2 separate regions of the Homo sapiens genome follow, and region 2 is linked to region 1. A link is an interaction called in ENCODE POLR2A ChIA-PET data of the cell type or tissue named here. Cell type or tissue: OCI-LY7. All regions are shown on one strand. Each heading gives the region's core, and the rest is flanking DNA. Links, peaks and the distances in the headings are about the cores only.

Region 1 (7,740 bases), core at 1,405-5,404:
CCTCACTCTATTCTTCAAGCTCCAACCCAGGACAACTGCAACATGTGTATAGTCTTTCACACAGTTGCTCATTTAATTCCCAAGAGGCAGATATATTATTAGCATCACTTTTACTATTATCCTGCCCTCTTGACAGATGAGAAAACTGAGTGTTGTGTGGTGGGAAGTGTCTTATCTTCCACTAGAGTCTAGCAAACTACCATAAACTTAGCAACTTGAAACAGCCCATACTGGAGCCGAGTAACGTAGCTCATGCCTGTAATCCTGACAGTTTGGGAGGCCAGGGCAGGAAGATCACTTGAGGCTAGGAGTTCAAGACCAGCCTGAGCAATATAGCAACACCCCATCTCTACAAAAAATTTTAAAAAATTAGCCGGGCATGTGCCTATAGTCCCAGCTACTCTGGAGGCTGAGGCTTGAGCCTAGGAGCTTGAGGCTGCAGTGAGCTATGATTGCCACCGCACTACAGCCTGGGCAACAGGGTAAGAAAAAGAAAATACAACAACAACAGCAAAAACACATTTATTATCTCACAGTTTCTGTGCCTCAGGAATCTGGGTGTGTCTCTGCAGAATCCTCTGCTTCAGGGTCTCTTATGAGGCTGCAGTCCAGGTGTCAGCTAGGGCTGGGGGCTCATCTGGAAGCTCAGCCGGGCAAGGACCTGCCTCTAAGGCATTCCGCAGTTGACAGAATTCAGTTCCATCTGAGCAGTTAGACCAAGGGCCTCAGTTCCTGCCAGCTGTTGGCTGGAGGTCACTGTCAGTTCCTTGCCACATGGGCCTGCTTACTTTATCAATGTGTGTGACCCGAGAAGGCAATAAAGAATCTGCTTGTAAGGGAGGCTACAATCTCTTGAAACCTAATCTTAGAAGTGACACCCTGTCACCTTTGGTTAGAAGCAAGTTGCTAGGCCAGCCCACACTTGGGAGGCACCCCCACTACACAGGGTGTGAACACAAGGAGCAGGTCACCAGCCATCCCAGTGTCAACCCACACAGGACATAACACGTGGGATTTGGGCACAGGCATGTCGACCTCCAATGCTTGGCTGCTTCCTTCTATGCAATCCTGGATCCTCCATGATTGTGCTCTGCTGTGGCCTGAACAAAAAGGGAACGATGATAGTTCTTTCTTCATGTGACTCTACTAAGTACTCTTTTAGCCAGGGAAGTTGAGTAATCTGGTTTTAACAATAGAAAAGTGGGACTTGCAAATTAGCATGGGTTTCCAAAACGGAATGCAATTTAAAGCTGAGAAGCTGAAGTGATAAATGGAGGAACAGTGTTCTGTCTATAAAAGCAGCTGATAAAAATGCCTGTCACCTTTCAAACCAGTCCTGCACCCCAGAGACCACAGGTAAATCATCTCTCTCTACCCAGACCTGCAAACTGTCCATGTATGTAACACTGCCACTGCAGGGAAGGAGGCGGGCCAGAGGAGCAGGAGAGAGCCAGCCACCACCTCACCAGCCTTCTGTGTGAGTTGCCTTCTCCCAAGTCCTTTGAGTGGAGACAGCCCAGTCCCTGATCAACCAAGTGCCCTGCAGTGACAGCTGGGAAAGATGGCAGGTGTCAGCCTTCTCGCCCCATCTCTGCCACCACTGCTCCCTGAAAACTTCTCGCAGGGATGATTCCAGTGTTGTGGCTTCTCGGCAACCCAGCTTCAGTCTCGGGCACCCCTCTTCTCCCAAGCCTGTTTCTCAGCCTGCCACTGAGTAGACTCTCTTTTCAGTGCTCCTCAGAAGAGTTACTCCAGTTCCCAGGAGCACCCCGATTCATCTCCTCAACTGGGACTTTCTATCTCTAGCTCGACCCCAAACTGTATATTGATTTAATTAATATTTATTGAAAACTTACTAAAGGCCATATATATCCTTCTAAAGCACTGAAAAACATATTCCTTATACATGGGTATGTATGTACATAAATACCTATAACATAGAGGCTAACAGCATGGTTTTAAAATTAGATCTCGTCATTTAGTAACAGTGAACTTTACTTTGGCAGGTTACTCTAACTTTCTGAGTCCCAGTTTCCTTTTCTGTAATGTGGACATCATTTTTCCTACCTCAAAGGATCAGTGTGAGAAGAAAGTGAAATACTAATTTGTGTGTGGCACTTAGCACTGTGCCTAAAACATAATAAATACTTAATAGCACTTCTGTGTAATCAGCACAGGACAGACCATTCCCGAAGATTCCCGCTCCCACCAAATCATAGGCTCTTAGAAGGCTAAAACCACAGCTGTCTTGTTCACCCTTATATCCCCAGTACCTGGCATAATGCCTGGCACATGGAAAGTGCTTAATAAACGTTTCTGCAATGAGCTAATAAGTGAATAAGTAATACTGCAGTTAATGACAAAAATATTTATCTGGTGCAACTTTCCAAGGAGCTTAAAGATCTCTCAATATTATTTAATTTGGTTTTAAAGTTCACCTTGGGGCCAGGCATAATGGCTCATGCCTCTAATCCCAGCACTTTGGGAGGCAGAGGTGGGAGGATCGCTTGAGTCCAGGAGTTCAAGATCAGACTGGGCCACAAAGCAAGTCTCCGTCTCTACCAAAGAAATATGAAAAATTATCCAGACATGGCAGTTGTACCTGCAGTCCTAGCTAGCCAGGAGGCTGAGGTGGGGGGAAATCGCTTGAGCCCAGGAGTTCAAGGATGCAGTGAGCTATGATCACATGACTGCTCCAGCCTGGGCAACAGAGCAGGACTCTAACTCTAAAAAAAAAAAAAAAAAAAAAAAAAAAACCCCACAAAAAAACAAAGTTCACCTAGGATGGCAAGTAAAAGGTTTGACCATTTACTTAGGCCTTTGACCAAGGTGTAAAGGACTAAACTTGACTTGCCTAAAACCATGCAATAAATCTGGTTATAGGTTGGCATGGCTACAGGGTTGGCATTTGGATTCTTGTACTCATAGCTCCCTACTCCTACATATCTAGTGTATTGAGACCATCTTCCTAGCCTGACTGACTTGCCCATAGAGAAAAGCCCCTCTGAACTCCAAAATCTGAGGACTTTCTAATTCTTTGTGACCATGACTCACTTTGTAAGGAACCAATAAGTTGTCCCAGGCCTTGGTGCTGAGCAAATGGTGGAGCAGAAGCCAGCTGCCTGCTGTCCATTAGTCCAAAAGTGGGATCTGACATCTCTGCAGAGTCCGTCCAGCACCCTAGGGTTGATTTCCCTGGGGGTGTTGTTAGCCACTCAGGATGACCAGCAGCCATTCCTGGAGAATGAGAACAAATCTCAGAATCATGTGATCTGTCTCTAGTCCCAGCTCCACTAGCTGTGTGACCTTGGACAAGTTACTTAACTTCTTTTCACTTTCATTTTCTCATCTGAAAAGAAGGGGAAGTAACACCTTGTAAGGACTGAATAATATGATGTCTGACAAAAGGCACCGTGCCCAGCACAATTCCCAGAGACTGTTTGTGGAGTTTGGATCTGAATGCAGGGCTGGCGTTAATCATCCTTTGTGGGGAGCAGCCCAGGAAAATCTTCTGGTCCCCTGTTTCCCTCTCATAGTCCAGTCCAATTCCCATTGGCACTTTGGGGAAGGCAGTGATTTTCAAGATTTATCTCAGAGCAGAACTCTTTTGTCAAGCAAACTTAACATGGAATGGAACGGAACGGAAGTATATAAAACTGATAAAGCTGAGCTCACTTGTCAAAGCAGGGCTGGGGACAACCTAGATCTCTCTTTGTGATTTGCCCCTCCTCATTTTGCAGTGGCCTCCAATATAACTCCATGAGCCCCCAGGCTTCCCAGAACTTGGATGGAACACAACTCAACTAAAGTAGTATTCTAGATGGTCTCTGTCAAATTAGTAACAATATCAACACATTATTATAACATAAATGCTAGCTATAATTTATTATTATTATTATTACTACAGCTAACATTTACTACAGTGGTTCTCAAGCTTTAGCTTACATCAGAATCACCTGGAAACCTGATTAAAACACAGATTAATGGACCTCACCCCCAGAGTTTCTGATTCAAAAGCTAGCGTGGAGCCGAGAATCTGCATTTCTAACACATAACTAACTAGTGATGGTGATGCTGGAGTGTGGGAAGACACTCTGAGAACTGATGATTTACTGTGAGCTAAGTGCTAAGCATTCTACGTGGAGACTGCTTTTAATGCTCATAACCACACGATGAGATAGGTATTGAACTATTTACATCCTTTTACAGATGAGGAAACTAAAAGTCTAAGTAACTTGCTCCAGGTCTTAGTTACTAAGTGGCAGATTCCAACCCAGGTCTGACTCCAAAGTCCTCACTCCTAACCATGATGTTAAAATGTTAAAATGGAAGCCTATTATAAGGAATAGGTCCACTTATTTGCATTCATTAACCAGCATAAATAAGTTCATGTAATGAACTGGCTCTGAGAGAAAGGGTTCTAAGGTAGTTGAGGTTTGATGAAGAATAGAACAACCAAACAAATCAGGAAGGTTTGAGTAACAGGCCATTGCTTATCATAGTCTGCAAGGTATCTCAAGAATTTGACCAAGAGAGACAGTGCTTGTGACAAAAGATAGAAAAGCTGGTCAAAAAGACAAATTTCACTTTATTCATTATTCATGTAGTCACTAGTTTATAAAATGCTTATTGAATATGTACTATAAGGTGGGGGCTGTTTGGTGCTGAAGATATGAGGGAGAGTAAAAGTAGACAGGGTTCATGACCCTCAAAGCTTACAGACCCCTCAAAGCAACAATATTAAGCTTAGTAACAATTTTGCCCAAGTCGTGAAATCTTGACATTCAGCTTTGGCCACATGGTTCTGTCAGGTCCCAGCTCTTTTGGTTCTGACTCTTCTGGATCTTATTATCTTGTATTTTTCACTCTATCTGTTGACCTAATGTATTTCCATTCTGATGTGTGCAGTTCAGCACAATCCTGACATCATGAACTTAAAAGCCTGCCTTGTTAATAGATTTTATTTTTTGAATGTTGACTATGGACAGGATTTGGCTTGCGTGTGATAATTGGTAACCATATGACTAATAGGAGGAGGTTTTATAATTGGTCTGCTCTTGTATTCTTACTCATCACTGCTAATTACCCAGTGTGTCTGATATGCCAGATGGATATTTAATAAATGGTCTAATGATTGGATCTGAAATAACATATTCAGGTTCAAGAGAACCATGGTCCTGGGAGGGAGGTCACACAGTTCTCCATTCTGCCATCCAGCACCGTTGCTTTTAGATGAAGTTTGATGAGGCTGAATTAGATCCTGACAATTGTATGGCATTTTTGTTTAATTCCAAGGAAATTTTCTTTCATGGGCTTACCATGATTTCTATGGAAACTCATTTTGGGGAAAATCCTCAGTCTGACTTGTTCCAAGTTGGATTTACTTACTCTGGCAAAGTTATGACCTATTAAAAAGTGCTAATGGAGACAACTGAGAAGCTAAGTTTCAGGGAACCGTGTTGTCTTAGTCTGCTTTGTGTTACTGTAAGAGAATACTTGAGACTGGATGATTTACACAGAGAGCTGGCATCTGCTCAGCTGCTGGTGAGGGCTTTCATGCTGCGTCACAACATGGCGGAAGGTCAAAGGGGAAGCGGAAATGCGCCAAGGGGCAAAATCCAAGGGGTGTCCTGGCTTGATACCAATGCACTCTTGTAGGAACGAATCCCTTTCCTGATCCAGCCTTCCCAGAATGAGATTTCACTGTCTACTGCAGTTACAGCACCAAGGTATTTGTAAGGCATCTGCCCCCATGACCCAAACACCTCCTGCTAGGCCTCACCTCCCAACACTACCCCACTGGGAATCAAATGTCAACATCACTTTTGGTGAGGACAAACTATATCCAAACCATAGCACATGTGAAGGAAAAAGGAAAGAAAAAGGGAGGGAAGAATAGAAAGACTGTAGTAAGAAATCCATGATCGGTGCGAAACATGGAGTTTTCACAACGAGCTAAAGAAACACTATAGGCTGTCTCCTAGAGACACACATTTCTGCCATCTAATCTGCAGATTTGTTTACATTAAAAAACAAGACTAAATTTAAGCTTCAAAGTAAAAGCTCAACATTTAGGGAGACATACGGGCTGTTTGCTTTGAATGAGGGGCAGGAGCCAGCCTTCTCCGAATTGGCCCAGAGAAAATTTTTGAAACACAGAAATGTAATAATAGCTGGCACATGGGATGTGTGGAATGAAATCAGCACTTTCAAAAAGAAAAGAATGAAGAGAATAATAATAATAAGCCAATGCATTCAGTTCTTTTGGTTAATGTCAAATTTTACTCACCAATCTTAACAGATCTACTAGTGATTACTCTTATTTGGGTATTTCCACTGGAAAATTATCCAGTTTGTGAAAAGTCTCAGTCATTTGTTATGAAGAACACAGCTTTCATTTTGTCCCAAAATTAGATGGGACTGAATTACCCCCACCAAGATGATTCAAGCTGCCTACTCGTGCCCAGCTCTGCCCTTGCTTTTGGCAGGGTACAGCATGGCATTTAGCCTTGGCGTTATCCCTGATTGCCTGGCCAGGCCTACATCAGAGTTAGTGGGGGAGGAGGAGGAGAAGAAGGAGGAGTTGGTATAGCTGACTGTTGAAGAGCTTAGGATTTGGAGCCAGAAAGACCTGGGTTCAAAGTTCAAATTTGCCTCTTACTATGTGAGCTTCGAGTTCTAAATAAATCTTAATGATAACATGAGCTTATTACAAAGATTTGATGAGATAATATACACTAAGGGCTTAGTTCAGTGCGTGGCACATGACATGTAATGGTACCTGTTGTTGCTGGGAGTCTTGATCTTAGTATGGGTGGTTTAAAAGAAGAAAGTAAGTGGGTCAGTCTTAGTTTCTAAATCCATTGTACAGTGCCATCCAATAGAACATTCTCGAATAATAGAAATTTCTATATCTGTGCTACCCAATACAGTTTAGTGTCTTGCTGCATATAGCTATTGAGCTCTTCAGATTTGGCTAGAGGAAGTGACTTTTCACATTTAACTGATTTAAATTTCAATAGCCATGTGTGATCTGTGACTACCATGTTAGGCAGCACAGCTTTATGAGATTAATATTGTAGAATCATGTGACAAAAAGCAGCATTGTGAGAGAACAGTTACGTGAAAATATAAGGAAGCATAGAGCTCATGGGGTTGAGCCAGTCAGAATCGCATTTTTAATTAGTCATGGACACTACTCTTATTATGTCCTTTATTGTACAAACAAAAAAATAGAAAACATTTCCAAACCTTAAATGTCAAACAGTCCAGTGTCAAGATGTATTAGTTTGTTCTCACACTGCTATAAAGAGACACCTGAGCTTGGGTAATTTATAAAGAAAAAAGGTTTAACTGGCTCATGGTTCTATAAGCTGTATAGGAAGCATAGCTGCTTCTGCTTCTGGGGAGGCCTCAGGAAACTTACAATCATAGTGGAAGGTGAAGGGGAAGCAGGCACGTCTTACATATTGGAGCAGGAGCAAGAGAGAGAGAGGGGATGTGCTACCCACTTCTAAACAACCAGATCCCATGAGAACTGACCGTCAGGAGGACAGTACCAAGGGGAGGACGGTGTTAAATCACGAAAAACCACCCCCATGACCCGATCACCTCCCATCAGGCCCCTCCTCCAACATTGGGGATTGCAATTCAGCAGGAGATTTGGGTGGGGACACAGATCCAAACCATAACACAAGAGCTATTTGACAAATTGTAATCCCACCAAAATGAAAGAGATTC
Region 2 (7,740 bases), core at 1,288-5,287, 120 kb after region 1:
GTAATTTTAATTTTTAACTTAATTTTTAATGTTTTTAAAATTTCTGAGGTCTTTAAAAATAGTTTTTTTTCATATATTCCATTTTTGTTTTGTGGGTACAATACCTTTTTCTAAGAATATTACTGATACGAATTTACATGTGCATCTGTTTGTGTATATATGTATGTGTATGTATATATATGTATGTGTATGCTTTGTTCCCTTTCCTGATGACTCGGTTTCTTCCCACTTGCTTTTTCTGTTTGTTTGGCTTCATTCTTTTGTTAGATATTTTCTTTAAATGTTTGGTGATCTTTGGCTAACTCCTGATACTTTTAAAGTGGGGGGCACTAAAAAGCAAATTGGAAGCTCTCTGTGCATGTAGTGTCCTCTGTCTGGGCCATTTTCTTAGGGATATTACTGTCTTTTCTCTTGGGCTGGTCATATTTTCCAGAAATGGCTTTTCTTGCCTGGAATACACAATCGTTTATGCTAGTGATCTAGGAGCAGAGTGAGAAGAAGATTGAGAGTCTTAATACTCAAAATGATACTTTCATTTAATCTCAATATTTAGTATCAATACAGGACCTCTGCCTTCAGCTATTCCTGTTGTCTGCAAGTCTAGAAACTTTTCCCTTTCCTAATAACAAGCTTGTAGTAGAGTGCCAGGGTTGGGGTTGCTTAGCTGCTGCAAGTCAGGGAGGACAACTAGGAGATCTCACAGCTCCTTACGCAGACTGGCGATGAATCTTTCTCTTTTAGGCCTGCCTTCACCCCTGCTTCCAGGGATATCTTGTGCTTGCCAGTTCTTGTGCCTGCTGTAAATCAGTTTGCTTCTCTGCTTTCCTAGTTCTGCAGTGAAAATTATTATTCTTTAATTTTCTTTCCAGAGTCTAAAGGTACTGCTTTTTATTTCATCTTCTTGATTTTTTATAGGTGTATTCCCTTTAAAAATTACATTTTTATCATTTTAGTAGGATGTTTGGACTGAGCAGAAACTAATGAATGTGTACAACTAGTTATCTTTACTTAGTTTTTTTTTAATTGCAGAAGAAATAATAATTCACTCCTATAAAAATTTGGATGATGCCCCTGGGCGTGGTGGCTCACGCCTGTAATCCCAGCACTTTGGGAGTCTGAGGCAGGTGGATCACCTGAGGTCAGGAGTTCGAGACCAGCCGGACTAACATGGTGAAACACTGTCTCTACAAAAATTAGCCGAGCGTAGTGACGCATGCCTGTAATCCCAGCGACTCGGGAGGCTGAGGCAGGAGAATTGCTTGAACCCGGGAGGCGGAGGTTGCAGTGAGTTGAAATCGCGCCATGGCACTCCAGCCTGGGCAACAAGGGCGAAACTATGTCTCAAAAAAAAAAAAAAAATCAGATGATGCAAAAAAAGTGAAAGTCACTTTCAGTCCTCTGGTATGAACATGTTCAATTAGTCCTCTTTAATTGGAAGTTCTCTTTTTTTAATTGCAAAAGAAATAGGAATCAACCCCAAAAAATCAGGTTAGATAAAATGACAGTCACTTCCAGTCTTCCTTTGCTGATCCCATTGTCTTCCCAGATGTAACTGTTATTTTTTATACGTATACTTCTGTTTTAATTCATTTACATACTTTTAAGTACATAGAAAAAAGTAGTTTCATTTTGTATGTGATTTTGTGATGGAGGCTGTTATTGGCAAGAATGTGGTCATACTGTGTTCTTCTAAAACCTGCTTTTTTTTTTTTTTTTTTTGGGAGACAGAGTCTCGCCCTGTTGCCCAGGCTGGAGTGCAGTGGCATGGTCTCGGCTCACTACGAGCTCTGCCTCCCAAGTTCATGCCATTCTCCTGCCTCAGCCTCCCAAGTAGCTGGGACTACAGGCGCCCGCCACCACACCCGGCTAATTTTTTGTGTGTATTTTTAATAGAGACGGGGTTTTCACTGTGTTAGCCAGGATGGTCTTGATCTCCTGACCTCGTGATGTGCCCGCCTTGGCCTCCCAAAGTGCAGGGATTACAGGCGTGAGCCATCCCGGCCGTAAAACCTGCTTTTTCTCCATAACATATATTTAGAGGATTTTTTCATGGGAAAACATGAATACAAGTCTTTTTTTTTTTTTTTTTTTGAGACGGAGTCTTACTCTCTTGTCAGGCTGGAGTGCAGTGGCACAATCTTGGCTCACTGCAACCTCTGTCTCGTGGGTTCAAGCAATTCTTTTGCCTCAGCCTCCCAAGTAGCTGGGATAACAGGTGCACGCCACCACGCCTGGCTAATTTCTGTATGTTTAGTAGAGACAGGGTTTCACCATGTTGGCCAGGATGGTCTTGGTCTCTTGACCTCGTGATCCACCCGCCTCGGCCTCCCAAAGTGCTGGGATTGCAGGCATGAGCCACCACACCCAGCCAGAATACCCCAAATGTTTAATTAATGATAGATAAGTGAGGCCTGAGTATGTGGTTAGCTCTAATAAAAGATAGACTTAATTAGAATCTAACACTTCCTGTTTTATCTATTCTTTAATTTTACATTATCTGATTAGCAGTTTTTGGATGATATTAAGTGTTTTAAATAGGATTCACTACAGCAAAGTGGGATATAGTGGTTGATTCATTTGCAAATTCCAAATCCCCAGGAAAAGGAGAACGTTCAGAGAGCTTTATTTTTAGGATCATTGTTTCCAAATTTGGGAGAAATTTCACTGTCCAAGGAATACAGAGAAATGGTTGAATGAAAATTGTGAGTTGGGAATTTATTATGTTTTGTTATAGGCTGAATCTTTAAATATTAGGTAGACAATGGCTAGATATATGTAGTTTTCTTTCTGCTTATATGTTTCTTTTTTGTTTTCATATTTAAGCCCAGGATGTATAAATGAATCAAACAATTTAACTGTAATCCACAATTACAGCTGGGGCTAAAAAAATTTCAGCCTTGTGCAAGAGGAGCCTGGGGAGTTCTTATAGTTGTTACAACAATCAGACCGTACTGTCTTAAATAAGGACTCTGCATTTATCAAAGATGAGAGCAGTCTGCTGCTCTGCTCTTACAGCCTTTCTTATCAAGTGGCCTGGATTGAGAAAAACAACTGGAATGACAGAACCTCATCCTGGATTCCTTTAGTATCCATGGGAAGAGAGTGTTTTTAAAGCTAGGAAAGGGGCCAGGTGCCGTGGCTCAAGCCTGTAATCCTACCACTTTGGGAGGCAGAGGTGGGCGGATCACTTGAGGTCAGGAGCTCGGGACCAGCCTGGCCAACATGGTGAAACCCCTTCTCTACTAAAATTATAAAAATCAGCTGGGTGTGGTGGCACACACCTGTAATCCCAGCTACTTGGGAGGCTGAGGCAGGAGAATCGCTTAAACCCGGGTGGTGGAGGTTGCAGTGAGCCAAGATCACGCCACTGCACTCCATCCTGGGCAACAGAGTGAGACTGGGTCTCAAAATAGATAAATAAATAAAAGCTAGAAAAGGGACTTAAATTACTAAAAGCAATCTGGGGCATGGTTCGCTGCATTCACTTTTGATACATTAAATATTTTTGGAAGAGGCACTGGGCATGGTACTCTGAGGTCAGTCAAACTAGCTTTAGAACCTTCATCTTTTGCTTTCTTGGGCTTTACTTTCCAAAATGGACTACAGGATAATGAGGCTTTTTTTAAAAAAAAAAAAAAAAAAAAAAACTTATCTTTGTCTTAGATTTGAATATACTAGAGCGGGCAAAAATCCCATTATAACAATCTCCGAAAAGGTAATTAAATGTATAATATAAGAACAGACAATTAGGTCAGTAGCCTGGAGCAGGGTCCTCTTGTAGGCTAGTGCACTGAAAAGAACTGTGATGAGACGTGGACAGGAGCATGCTGCTGCTTGTTCAGGGAAGGAGGCTGCTTCACTGTTGCCACAGGGGTGGTGAACCAGTTCTGTCCGCTTCACTCCCTGGTGTTCGCAAGGCAGTTTTCGGAATCAGAAACTCTAGAGGAATTTGAGAACACTGATACGCTTACTTCACAGAAAACTGAAGTCTGTTGAGGACCAAATTGTCTGGCATGCCTTTGACATTCCTGCTTTTGCTCTGTGTCCATGTACTTAATATTTTAAAGAGCTCTTACTTTTTAAAAATTACTGTATGTAGCAAGGACTAGAGAAAAGTGCTCCTCATTCTATATGTGAATATATGATAGTGGTCTGTAAACCCAAGCTGCACATGGCTTAAATGTTCTTTTGTATTTTCGCTGGCTTAAAATTGAGCATAGAGGAAACTGGAAATGTTCTCTAATATCATGCATAGTCTCTGTATCTTATTTTTCTTTGTTTACTTATTCATTTAGTCAAAAAATAATTCAGCGCATGTTGCAATAGGTTAGGGAGGCTTTCTGGTCATAGGAAGATGACCAGAAGGATGAAGAAAAACCTCCGTCTTTAAGAAATGTATAGTCTCTAGTGTCCATCCATCAGGGCCTTGGAAACAAATGATTATGATATAAATTAAAGTACTATGTTTTTTTTTTTTGGTAATTTTGTTACCAAATTAGTGTATATATGTACATAAAAAAGACAAGGTAATATCCATACACTAAAAATTGGTTATCTCGGACTAGTAGAAATATTGCTGTTGTTTTATTCTTGTATATTGCCATTTATTTTCTATGGTAACACATGTATTTTTTAAACAGAAAAGAACTGGTGGCGGTATCATCATCACTGCTACTCTTTAATTGCTCCTTCTCCCATGCTACCACTACTAATGCTTTCAGAGCTCAAATTCATACTCCAGTCTATCTGACTCCAGGTGTGTGCCGTTAACTGTCAGGGCCCACAGAGCAAAATGCACTCTGGACAGCATCAATGAAAGTTTATCCTGTAGAATACTGGTCTCATAAGATTCTCCTGGAAGGAAGACTTCAGTAACGGAGCAAGTTTGTAACCTATTAAAGTTCTGTAATAAAGAAGTCTAAGGCTGGTTGTGGTGGCTCATGCCTGTAATCCTAACACTTTGGGAAGCTGAGGCGAGTGGATAGCTTGACCCCAGGAGTTCGAAACCAGCCTGGGCAACATGGAAAAACCCCGTCTCTACCAAAAATAGAAAACAATTATCCGGGCGTGGTAGTGCGCACCTGTAGTCCCAGCTAATCAGGAGGCTGAGGTGGGAGGATCACTCAACTTGGCTTCAGCTCACACCACTGCACTCCAGCTTGGGCGATGGAAATGAGATCCTGTCTCAAAAAAAAAAAAAAGAAAAAGAAAAAGAAAACTAGTTAACTCATTTTAATTCAGTATCTCCCGAATTAATTTTATAGTAATTTGACCCCTTTTTAAAATCATTAATTTTTTAGATGTTTTATGGCTCAAACAAACTTTTGGTGGGCCTGAGAATCACCCAGAGGGCTGGGCTCCACTCCAAGTTTCTGATTGAGTAGTTTTGGGGTGAAGAATGAGAATTTGCATTTCTAACAAGTTTCCAGGTGTTGCTGATGTCTACTCACCCTTTGTTTTGTGTCTTCCAAGTCCCATTTTGCCTTGAGGTATAAGCTCATAGACTATGATAAACTGTGATGTTAGTGTTTTCCTACTGGAAAAAGGTATCTTTAAGAGTAGGATATGATTGTGTTGATCACAGAGTATGGGCTGGGTGCTTTATTAACTGAATTACCCACTGTAGCATTATAGTTGGTCCCAGACCAGCAGCATCAGCATCTCCTGGGAACTTGTTACACACATTTTTGGGCCTCCCCCAGACTTACTTAAAACTTGGAGGCAGAAAGGGTACCAGCAATCTGTGTTCTAATAAACCTTCCAGGTGATTCTGATGCCTGCCAAAGTGTGGGAATACAGCTTAGTGGTTTTAAACCACTTAGGAATTATAAATTCAGACTGTAAAAGCAGCAGGAACTCTATTTGTGGTTCCAGATTCTCATTGGTGATTTTTCTGTCCCTTCCCCACCCAGTGTCATTGTTGAATAGATTTTACTTAAAGTTGCCTGGGTAGTGGTGGTAAGGAGAGTAATATTATTTTACTCTCCTTACTAATAATATTAGTTTACCTTCGCAGTGAAGTCATAACCCTTTGAGGGTATCCTAGCTGAAGGCAAAAGCCAACTGCTGCTGTTCACTTTATCTCTCTGGGTTTCCAGTCTCCTCTCCTTTTCTGGCCTAAGCAGCTATAGCTTCTTGCCAGCTCATTCATGTTTTTTAAGATTAAAAAAAATGCTGGATTTTGAGTTGTTTTAATTAGGATGGCAGGTCCAAGTACTTATTCCACTATATTCCAGGACTAGCATTCCCTATTATTACATTTAATGGATTTTGCCAGATTGCTTTCTAGGGAAATGCAAACTGAAGTAGTAATGTGATAGCACTTTATGCCTGTCAGACTGGCAGAAAATAAAGTAGTAACATACTGTTGCAAGTGATATGGCTTGTAAATGATATTAGTGTAAATGCAAATTATTTTGGTCTTTTAGGAAACTTAAAAATGCTTGTGAGGCAAAAACCATTGTGATGTTGAGGGAATAGGTGGAGGAAAGTATATTTGCAGCAGGTGCAACTAGCCATTGCTTCATTTTTCTGTGATAAAACTACCGAAAAGTATGAATGGGTGTTACCAGTCTATTATGTTTAGGGCCATGGGTTGGGTCTTGTTTGAACAGCAAGGATAGGTGGACTTAAGGGATATTCATCATATAGACTTAGGGTAAATCATTGAGAGAGCTGATTGATGAAAATAGCATGACTTGCTTCCTCATTAACCCACCAAAAAGTTATAGGAAAATGAGGGAAATAAAGGACTAGGGTGAGTTAAAAAGGGAGCTCTGTGCCCCTGGTGTGCTGGAACTAGCTCTTCCTGGAGTTGATAAATTATTAGGACTTCGGCAAGCCAGATGTTAAATATAACCATCATTAAAATTAAATTATATAAATTGCATTTAAATTATATTTAAAACAAAGGAAATACTCAAAACTTATGTCCTAGTTTTATTATATTTTACTGTTATCTGTGTTCTTGAGGTTATTGACACCTGTTGTATCTGTGTGGTGGAAATTCTGTCAGTGTGCAGTTGCACATCTCTTTCCTATTCTGTGTTCAATGATACCACTTTGGTGACTTGAAATAGGACAGACTATTTATACCATGGAAATCAGCAACTAGTACAAATCAGGATTTTTTTCCCCTGGAGAACAGTTGTTAAATATCTACCCGAATACCACTGGGTATAAAGTTTTGCTGTTTGAGATACTGATTGTCTTTCATCATTGTAAATGTACTTATTTTCTGAAGCTTCGAGCATTCTAATCTTACGTAAAGTTTTATTGTTCTTAGGAAAATAGGTAACTATACTAGTTTTACTCATGTTTTAAAAGATATCTTAAGCTTCAAGGGAGATATGGCTTATTTTATTTAGCTTTTATTTTCATGTAGATAGTATTTTTGTAAGTTTGTTCTCCTTGTTTTTTAAAACATTGTCATTTAAAAAGTATACTTAAAAAACCTTTATAACAAATAACCACCCAGAATTTATCTTTCTTGTAAGCCATTAGTTTCATTTCTTGAACTCATTTTAGCAAGGAGTACACTTTTTCAGTTTTTAATGTGGACATGTTTTTGTGTGTATGATTTAATTCTTATAGCAGTGTTGTAGATGAGGTTGACCAGTTACCAGCAATAAATATTGTTTCTCTAGTATTTTTAGTTAGGGCTAACATTTGATTTCTTGTAAGATTAAAGTGTCATATTTCCTACTTGTTTGTTTAGTTTATCCTCTGGTACTTTAGTAA

The links. Peaks named below come from ENCODE experiments on the same cell type or tissue, not always from the same donor. Only the 100,000 strongest peaks of a DNase experiment are listed, where the experiment ranks them.
Region 2: POLR2A ChIA-PET joins it to region 1 with 5 read pairs; 2 of 35 experiments call an interaction of 5 or more read pairs at or near these places.

The regions. Positions count from the first base shown.
Region 1 is chr7:30,175,883-30,183,622 of GRCh38, forward strand. It overlaps LOC105375217 (a long non-coding RNA gene), which reads right to left. Exons shown (of 2, transcript XR_927147.4): 1 at 3,055-7,740; 2 at 507-1,100. Among named protein-coding and RNA genes, the nearest start is that of MTURN, 45 kb to the left of the region's middle. RefSeq lists enhancers at 649-708, 3,292-3,341 and a silencer at 799-858. In OCI-LY7, for the core only: no CTCF peak of the experiment used is centred there; a DNase peak (open chromatin) is centred at 3,319; H3K4me3 peaks cover 907 bases; H3K27ac peaks cover 433 bases.
Region 2 is chr7:30,298,077-30,305,816 of GRCh38, forward strand. All of the region lies in intron 1 of ZNRF2 (zinc and ring finger 2), which reads left to right. Among named protein-coding and RNA genes, the nearest start is that of MIR550B1, 12 kb to the left of the region's middle. In OCI-LY7, for the core only: no CTCF peak of the experiment used is centred there; no DNase peak of the experiment used is centred there.